Linked DNA regions of Homo sapiens: region 1 is linked to region 2. Evidence: read pairs that join two places in POLR2A ChIA-PET (ENCODE). Cell type or tissue: endothelial cell of umbilical vein. All regions are shown on one strand. Region 1 overlaps SNX29 (sorting nexin 29). Region 2 overlaps CPPED1 (calcineurin like phosphoesterase domain containing 1).

The links. Peaks named below come from ENCODE experiments on the same cell type or tissue, not always from the same donor. Only the 100,000 strongest peaks of a DNase experiment are listed, where the experiment ranks them.
Region 1: POLR2A ChIA-PET joins it to region 2 with 6 read pairs; 1 of 35 experiments calls an interaction of 5 or more read pairs at or near these places.

What each region holds. Positions count from the first base shown.
Region 1 is chr16:12,226,970-12,231,969 of GRCh38, forward strand. The region is part of intron 14 of SNX29 (sorting nexin 29); the gene reads left to right. Among named protein-coding and RNA genes, the nearest start is that of SNX29-AS2, 140 kb to the right of the region's middle. In endothelial cell of umbilical vein, a CTCF peak has its summit at 1,940; a DNase peak (open chromatin) is centred at 1,952.
Region 2 is chr16:12,659,901-12,664,900 of GRCh38, forward strand. CPPED1 (calcineurin like phosphoesterase domain containing 1) reads right to left here. Exons shown (of 4, transcript NM_018340.3): 4 at 1-5,000. The coding sequence ends at 4,986. Among named protein-coding and RNA genes, the nearest start is that of SNX29-AS3, 51 kb to the left of the region's middle. In endothelial cell of umbilical vein, no CTCF peak of the experiment used is centred here; a DNase peak (open chromatin) is centred at 2,131.

The DNA.
Region 1 (5,000 bases), 430 kb before region 2:
GAGACCGGATTTGAATCTATCTTTGAAAGGGAAATTTGGACTTGGCCAATGCTCAGATAAGTTGGGATTATGGGCTGGGACTGTGGTGAAGTGTAGGATGAGGCTGGAGACTCCCTGTTGGGGCTTTTGTACAAGCCAGCATTGCTGTTGTCATGCAGTGCATCTGGGGGTCTGGCGGATTGGGTGCTGCTTTTCTGGGGACATAGCAGTAGCTCTTCCTTTCTCCCCATTTTACTTCCCTTGTCATCCCACAGAGCTGAATGTTCCGATCATGACCGTGTGGTTAGGAACAGCCCTGTTTAGCGCATTTCTCACCTTTTCCTTTTCCTCACTTCTTCTCTTGGACTCCTTCCCCCAACCCAAATGATCTGCACCCCAGTGACAACGTGGAGTGGCTCCGCGGAAGATGGATGATACACACTTGTGATGTTGCTCATGTTTTATGGTTAACTGCCTGGAATTCTTCAGAGTTCTTTTCATAGCAGTTGAAGGCTGAAAGGCACACAGAAATGACCAACTCAATTCTGTCAACATTTGCTGAGTGTTCTTTTTCTGTGTCAGGCCCTGGGAACTGGAGCTTATCTTACACAAATCTATGGGGGGAAAGTAAGTTCTCTAGATTCTTGCTATTCAAAATGAGGTCTCTGAGGCCGGGCGCGGTGGCTCATGCCTGTAATCCCAGCACTTTGGCGGGCTGAGACAGGCAGATCACCTGAGATCAGGAGTTCAAGACCATCTTAGCCAACATGGCGAAACCCAGTCTCTACTATAAATACAAAAAGTAGCCAGGCATGGTGGCTCGTGCTTGTAATCCCAGCTACTCGGGAGGCTGAGACAGGAGAATTGCTTAAACCCAGGTGGTGGAGGTTGCAGTGAGCTGAGATCCAGCCAGTGCACTGCAGCCTGGGCAACAGAGCGAGACTCTGTCTTAAAAAAAAAAAAAAAAAAAAAAAAAAAGACCGAAGTGAGGTCTCTGGACCAGCAGTAGTGGACTCGTCACCTGGGAGCATGTTAGAGAGGCAGGATGTTGCTGGGCTGGCCCACGCCTGTAATCTCAGCACTTCCAGAGACTTAGGTAGGAGGATCACTTCAGCCCAGGAGTTCAAGACCAGACTGGGCAACACAGTTGAGACCCTGTCAGGAAAAGAAAAGGAGAATGTCAGACCTTACCGTCTCAGAGTCTGCACTTTAACAAGGCCCCCAGCCGAGCTGTAGACACATTAGTGTTAGAGGCACTGAAATGTTCTCGGTCTCTGTAGAGAGATGGACAGATATTGACACCATACTGCTATTCTCCCTTCCACACCCATGGCAGGCATCATTAATCAAACAGGATACTTTTCCCCAATGATCCCTGTCTAAACTTCCAGCACGTTCTCAGCACAGTGTTATAGATGGCCACTTCCAGTTGGTCCGAGTTGGCACTCGAGGTCAGGTTCAGCTGCTTTACCTTGCCTCCAGCACAGTCCATGACAGCAGCAGCATCCTGCTCTCTCTGCCTCTGCTCTGGTCACTCTTACCCCTTTCTTTACAACACAGAGCTTTCTTTTAAAACTACAAATATGCTCAAGATATTTTCCTGCTTAAAACCCTTCAGTGACTTCCCGTTGCAATTAAAATGAAATCCAGATGCCTTACCATGACTTGCAAAACCCTGCCTGACTTGGCCCTGCCCACCTTTTCAACCCTGTCTGGTGCGCAGCTCCCCAACCTATGCTGTTCTCTGCCTGTATCACCTCATTTCAGTTCCTGGAACAAGCCGTGTTTTTCCCGCCTCAGGGCTGGGCTGACCAAAGTCACCGTCTCTTGAGTTTTCCCACTGTCCACGTGAAAAAGCTAGGGGCACAGAGACTTGATTTGCCTGAGGCCACATGGCGAGTCAAGAGCCAGAGGGACTTCATTGCAAAGCTGGTGATGCGGGGCAGGCTGCCTCCCTGCAGTGACCACACGAGGGAGCCTCCACCGAGTCTTCTGACTCCTGCTGCTCTCCCTAAGTGAGTGTCTAGAATGCGCTTTTCTCCCCCACTCCCAAATGCCTTGCAGGGCTTGCTTGCCCTCATTCCTTCACACAGACCTTGGACTTGCCACCTCCTCAGAGAGCCATTCCCTGGCCTGCCAGGATGTACCTTGCCCCCTTCAGCATTCCAGCTATGTTTTATGGAGCACTTGTGACAATTTGCAGTATGTCTTATTTATTCCTGGTTTGAACTTGTTTTCGGTTTCTCCACTAGTCTGTAAGCTCCCTGGTAGCAGGATTCCTGTTTGTGTTATTGGCCTCCATAACTAAAGCACCAGCATAGTACCTGGCACATAGTAGGTGTTCAGTAAATATGATTTGGATGTGTGCATGAATGAATAATGGAAATGGTCAGGCCAGTCCTAGGATTTTAGGCCTGGTCTGGATCTAAATGAACATCTAACCAATTTCCATGTCGTGTATGCGGCTAAGCGAAGAAAAAGAGTGGTTTCATCTCCCTGATGTCAAATGGCCAGTTGGACCCAGCATGAGTTTTTGCCAATGTAGAGATACTTTTGTGACTTATGTCCAGTGGACCACATCAGATGGCCCCAAATAAACCTTCTTCCTACCATTTTTCATCTTTTACAATTCCCTTTGAAGAATGGTGGGGTTTTTTTTTTTTGACTGTCACATGATGTTTAAAGAAAAATCAAGGAAGATAAGTTCCTGCATTCTTCAAAGATCTACCGTCAAAGGGATTTACCTAACAATTGAAGTAGTGTAGAGGGTTGCTGTTCTTGGGGTAGTGCCTTCAGCCAAGTCAAAAGGGATGAACTGAGCTGACGCTGAGGTTACCTCTGCAGTCCGACCTGTACTGGTCAACTGTGCTTGGACCTAGATCACTCAGGTAGCTCAGCTCTGTCTCATACTGGTCTGGTTGGACTTACGAGATAATTCAGAGGAACTGCTTTCATTCTTTCTAGGACAGGGTTCAGCAAACTTTTTCTATAAAAGGCTGGATAGTAAATATTTTTGGCTTTGTTGTCCAGATGGGTCTCTGTCACAACTGCTCAGCTCTGCTGTTGTAGCAGCCGCAGACATTGTGTAGATGAGTGGGCTTGGCTGTATGCCAATAAAACTTTATTTACAAAACTTGCATCAGCCCGGATTTAGCCTCAGGGCCATAGTTTGTACACGTCTGTTCTAGGAGTGTTTAAACGAAAACAAAGAAAATGTAAAAGACAGCTTTCATTAGTTGTCAAAGTTTGCCTGCAAACTGTCTTGAAAGCTTCTGAAGCTGGTCCTTGGACTCAGGAGCTTGTTCTTAAACTTGAGAAACATCATTGTCTGACTTCCCGTTTGGGCAAAGAGTCAAGCCATGATTTATCAGTTGCAATAAATAGCTTGTATTTTTCCAAATAGACAATCACGTTCTCTTCATTAGCAACCCATCTGCTGGACCTGCAGTAGTACTGAGGAAAGATGCCTTGGTAAACACAGTAGCAGGATTGCAAAGTGCAAACGAACCCTCTTGCTTTGGTGACAGCTTGTTTGTGGAAACTGGACCATTCTGCAAATGAGTTCATCGATCTTGCCTAAATACTGGAAGGGCCTGTTCAACATTAGGGGAAATGCCAATGTATTTTGAGACAGATCAAACAAAGCTGCAAGTGGACAAATTTTAGCATTTGTTTTTTAACGAATGAGCAGATGGTAGGCCTTGAATGCCCCAAATGCTTATCTTTGAGTTAGGTTGGGGGGAAAATAGGGAAACCAAATCCAAAGTGAATACGTTAATACTGTGCCATCACCTAGAAACTATTTGGGCTGCACGTTGGAGTTGCAATTGTGACTCTTAAGAATAAAAATGTTTCTCCCTTGTAATAAGTCGTATGTATGTATGTATGTATGTATGTATATATGTATGTACTTACTGAGATGGAGTCTCTCTCTGTCACCCAGGCTGGAGTGCAGTGCCATGATCTCGGCTCACTGCAACTTACGCCTCTTGGGTTCAAGCGATTCTCCTGCCTCAGCCTCCCGAGTAGCTGGGACTATCTGTAGGCATGTACCACCACACCCGGCTAATTTTAATATTTTTTTATTACAGATGGGATTTCACCATGTTGGCCAGGCTGGTCCCGAACTCCTGACCTAAGGTGATCCTCCCACCTCGGCCTCCCAAAGTGCTGGAATTACAGATGTTAGCCAATGTGCCCTGCCGGTAATAAGTCATTTAAACATTAAACTGTCTGATTAGGAAACAGAGGCACAGGTTGATTAAATAGGATGTAAAGGTCCCTGGATTGGGTTGTAAAACTTAGTCCCTTTCCACCATACCATCCAGCTCACTAGGGAAAATGAGGAAAACAGAACTTCGTTTAAAGTATTTTCCCTCTCTGTAGACACTTTCTTAAAAACATAATTGAACTCCTGCTGTGCATACAATTTTGTTTGTTGCTTTTTACCCCACTTAATCGTCTATCACAAAGCCTTTTCTATCATTATGTTGACTGCATTGCTGTAATTTGTAACAACTGTGTGATATTCCAGCTAGTGGATAGACCAGAGTTTTAGTCAATTTCCAATTGTTGGGCCTTTTTAAAAAAAAAACAAAAAACAAAAAACAAAAACAAAACTTTTACTATACTGTAAAATGCTGCAGGGAATGCCTTTTGTGTACAGAATTTCCCCATGTTTCTAGTTATTTTGGAGGATGTGGTCTCATAGGCAGAATTGTTGAATGAAGTGCTAAGGTTTTTCTGACTTCTGTTTCGGGTTTCCATATTGCTCCCCAGGATTGTGGCCATTTTAAAGTGTCACCAGCAAACAGGCCCTCTTGGCCACTCTCACCAGCATTCATAACTGTTGCCATTGGAACTCCAGTAGGCAAAAACCTAGCTCCTTATATTTGTAATTCATGAGTCACTGTGGAGATGGAATACTTACTTTTTTCTGTGTTTATGAATTGAATTTCTTTTTGGTGAATAATCAGCTCATTTCCTTGGCCTATGTGTTTCAGGGGTTTTTCCTCTGGGTT
Region 2 (5,000 bases):
ACATGGCAACAGGAAAGAAAGAGTGTGAAGGAGCTATCAAACACAAAACCATCAGTGTCATGAGAACTCACTATCACAAGAATAGCATGGGAGAAACTGCCTCCATGATCCAATTACCTCCCACCAGGTCCGTCCCTTGACACATGGGGATTATGGGGATTACAATTCGAGATGAGATTTCAGTGGGGACACAGAGCCAAACCAATTTGGGTGGAGACACAGAGCCAAACCATATCAAGCAGGAAGGCCACTTTCAGGGGTGAGCGTTTGAGTGGATGTTGAAATGATGACAAGAAGCCAGTTTCTAGAGAGGCACAGTGGCTCACTCATTCTAAGTGTGCTGCAAAGCCCCTTTAGTGAAGAAATCTACTTCTCAAACATAATGGTCAGAATAATGAAGGGTAACATGATTATTCACATTTAATCGACTTCATTTACATAGATAAAGCCTAAAGGAAAAATCCAATCTGTATTTATGTGCATGCACTGATGTTTAAAAATCCACTGGAGGAAAAGGAAAATTTAGTCAGCAAAATCTTTTCTAGATAAATGCTAGAAATCATTATTCCAAGAAAAGAATCCTCCACTTTTACTATATGTGTGTGTGTGTGTGTGTGTGTGTGTGTGTGTGTGTACTCATTAAAAAATACATAAGAGCTCCTCCATGGCTTGAGAATATTTTATGAAGTTATAAAAATCAGTATTACCTGTCAAGTACTATGTTACATGTGCAATCAAAACTGTTGAGGTTACCTGAATAAAAAAAATCCCTGATGTCTATTACAGAAAGCTTTTAACAGAACTTGCCTTGGCAATTTACTCCTAAATCTTCTTTTTCCTCCAGCTCAATATAATATTGCTACCTAATATTGTGACTGCACAAAACCATTTTAGGTACCACTTGGGAATAAGTATTAAGAGTTCAAGTAAGGCTGGGTACAGTGGCCAACGCCTGTAATCCCAACACTTTGGGAGGCCAAGGTGGAAGGACTGCTTGGGGCCAGGAGTTCAAGACCAGCCTGGGTAACAGAGCAAGACCTTCAACTCCACAAATATAAAAATAAAAAATTAGATGTGGTGACACGAGCCTATAGTCCCAGCTAATTTGGGAGGCTGAGGTGGGAAGGTTGGTTGAGCCCAAGAGTTCAAGGCTGCAGTGAGCTGTGATCACACCACTGCACTCCAGCCTGGGTGATAGAGCAAGATTCTGTCTAAAAAAGGGTTCAAGTAAATGCAAATGATGTTTTGGCAACCTTTTCTCAAAAGATTCTGCATTGGAATACAGACTGTAATATTAAACTACTATGTGTATATTGTTTCTACAGTTGTATACACCGTAGTGTCTTTTACAGGTATATAAGGTCAATGGCCCTAGTCTAATTCAGATTTAAACTAGTGCTTGCCTTGTAACTCTGCAAGTGATCAATAATCTCTTAATACTGAAAATCACAAAATAGGATAAAACGTTCTGTTGCTAGTCCCATAAAGCTTACTACATTTTTTCCCCATTCTCCCCAAACTTAGGAGAAACTTGACTAAAGATGTGAGATAAAATTATTTATTGTAAAAAGTAAATGATCATCTCCCCAGCCCCATTCCCAAAGTCACTTGAGCCTTTGCAATCCAATTTGAGATCACTTTAAAAAACCTTCCCCCGTAACATGTCCTTGTGTTTTTGTTTTTTCCTCCAATTAAAGTGATTAATTGGAAAGGGGAGCATTAGGTGACATTCCTTGCCTTGAGACAGCTGGTGGTTTCCTACACCCTGTGGTGGTAACTCCAGACATGGAGCAGCTAGAGCTGCGGACAGTTACTGCTGCAGACAGGGCTGTGTCCCGTGACTCATTATGGTTCAGTTCGGTTTCTAAATCTCCCCCAGTAAAAATCCTCCCCCTGGAACCATCTGCTCTTTGGACAAGCTTCTGCCCCCTGAACCTGGTGCAATCAGGGTCTGGTCTAGGCTTTGCAGAGCTGGGAGGAAATCCCTGGGCCTCCAGCTAACGCTGTCCAAGGTGCTGAATACCGTACTCAGTGTGTTGCCACTGGCTGAGCTGGTGCAACCTTTCACCTCTGAGAAACGTTTTCCAAGACAGGACAGTGTTATGGAGCATGGACTCAAGCCTTGGGCCATCTACATCCGTTCTTTCTCCACCAAGATGAGTTAGGCGACCTTGGCCACGTGACCCCCACCTTTCTGAGCCAAAGCACTTAAAACACATAATAAACATTCAAAACCATAGCACTTAGAATCAGGAAGTCCTTTTATCGTTTTTCACAGTATAAGGCACTTATTTTTTGATATCATTCTCTTTTTTTAAAGGCAAAGGAATTACAAGTGAACACACTAGTCATGGCCCATCAGAATGATAGATGCTTATCTACAAAAACATTTCCTGACTTCTTGCTGAACCTCTTGCCTCTGGGAAATACTGCTGTTTGCTTACTTAAAAAGTGGTGAGAAATTAATATGATTCTCTCTTCCCTTTTAAAAAATTAAATTTGTATAAATATAAGGCGTACAAGTGCAGTTTTGTTACACGGATATATTGCGAAGTGGTGAAGTCCAGGCTTTTCCTGCAACCAACACCAGAAAAGTGTACACTGTACCCATCAGGTACTTTCTCATCCCTTACCCTCCTCCCACCCTTCTGAGTCTCCAATGTTTGTTCCACACTCTATGTTCATGGGTACACTTTATGTAGCTCCCATTTATGAGTGAGAACATGAAGTATTCGACTTTCTACTTCTAAGTTATTTCACTTAAGATAACAGCCTCCAGTTCCATCCAGGTTGCTGCAAAAGACATGGTTTCATTCTTTTTAGTGGCTGAATAGTATTCCATTATGTATACATACCACATGTTCTTTATCCAATCATCTGTTGATGTGATTCCCTTTTCTTTGCATATTCTTGGGGTACTTTTGAATCAGTTCTTTTAAGTTTTTGGGGAAGGAGATTTGGTTTCATTTTCATTACTTTCAATTATCTCCATTATCCTTCTGCAAACCCATGTGCCACAATTCAGAGCATTGTGCATACGTAAGAACAGAGTGAGAGCTCCTTTTCATTTCCCCCTGGAGGAACCCCCATCCTGGAATCGAAGCCCTCTGTTTATGATCCAAGTGTCACCACATCTCAAGTCTCAATGTGTGTGTGTGTGGTTTTTTTTTTTTTTTTTTGAGACAGAGTCTTGCTCTGTTGCCCAGGCTGGAGTGCAGTGGCATGATCTTGGCTCACTGCAACCTCTGCCTCCTGAGTTCCAGCGATCTCCTGCCTCAGCCTCCCGAGTAGCTGGGATTACAGGTGTGCACCAGCATGCCTGGCTAATTTTTGTATTTTTAGTAGAGATGGAGTTTCACCATGTTGGCCAGGCTGTTCTCAAACTCCTGATCTCAGGTGATCTGCCCGTCTCAGCCTCCCAAAGTGCTGGGATTACAGGCGTAAGCCACTGTGCCTGGCCCAATGTGTGGTTGTTATTAGCTATGCCCTTTACCGAACTCCTTTTCTTGACCTCCTATACCTACACCTGTTGTAAAGAAACAAATACAAAACAGGATTTCAGCAAAACACTAAAAGAAGAGCGTTCTAGTTTTTTAAAAAATTTAATTTTCTTGTGGCACATAACAATGAACTCTGGTGTCACCAGCCTATTGTATAATTAACTTCTCGTCTTTTGTTCCTTATGAATTTACATATTTAATTATCTTTCCATTTAATTTCCCATGGTTTTGCTACGTTGACTAAACTCTGTAATGAGAAAGTCTTTTAATTTAATAGACTTTGCAGGTCATGTGTAACCAGCTTTGGAAATCATTTTAGGATTACTGAGTGCTGTTTCATAATGCTGTATATTTTTCCTGCCAGGATTTGGAGTACCTAGGTTATTTGTCCACCAGAACAATGGCTGTAAAGGAGAAAATTGAGCAGTGGTCAGAAGCTGCTGAGAAGATGCGGTAAAACAGGTTACATAAAAAACAATGCTGGTTTGAAATAACCTATGCGCTTTTGTCAAGGGATTTTGCATTAGTGCATTTAGTCCAAGTCAGGGCCAATTCAGAGGATGTGGCTGAAGGCACCGTTTTGGCCTTTTTTGTTTCTTTTGAGAGCTCTGCATACATTCCCACTTTTCCTGTCAAAGTGGACAAAATGAAGAGTCTCATGAGTGGAGGGGCATTCTGATCCCAAGAGACCACCCATCTGTGGAGTGGCTACACAGCCAGAATGTGGATGTGAACCAACTCAACGTGCTCCCCAGAGACTGAAGAAGCGGCGTTTTAGAGCTTTGGTTTCAGTCTCTTGGAGGAGATTTTCAGAAATGGCCAATTTATGTGCAAAGGTGACTTTTCTAGGCACCCAGGAAGGCAAATTTAAGCTCCGAGCTGTATCAACTGCATTCTGTTCCTATCATCAGAAGTCTCAGAATTGAACAGTAAATGGTGCCTACTTGGCTCCTTGTCAAAATAAGTCTGCATGGCTCTCACAACAAGGGAGACAGCTGTTCGTTCCGCTGGAAAGGAAAGGAGATGAACTTTGTTTTGCCTAGCGTTTTGGGAATCGTGACCACAATTTAATACAATCAGGTGTAGTTTGTTTAAGGAATTATCAAAGATCATACTTGGCTGTCAGATTGGAATTGAGGTCGATAGGCAGACTTTGACCATATGCTAACCAGAATACAATCCAATTCAAAAGTGGAGTTGAGAAACACAGCATTAGGAGAATTTATTCAAACATCCATGCAGAGATAGTCTAATATTTTAAAAACTGATTTCCAGGATCATTCGCTCCATTTTAAAGGAAATGCAGTTCTATTTTGAATATAATTCAGGACAGGGCCCCAGCTCTCTGATTTATGCAAAAGGACATAAATTCACAAACCTGCCTGGGCTATTTTTATATTTCAGCAAGAGGTTGTGTGCAGCTGCTGTTTCTGGCAAAATAAAAAAATAGTGCAAGTGAAAAGTGAACGGGAACGGGAAGGAGCGTCATTTTTTCTTGAT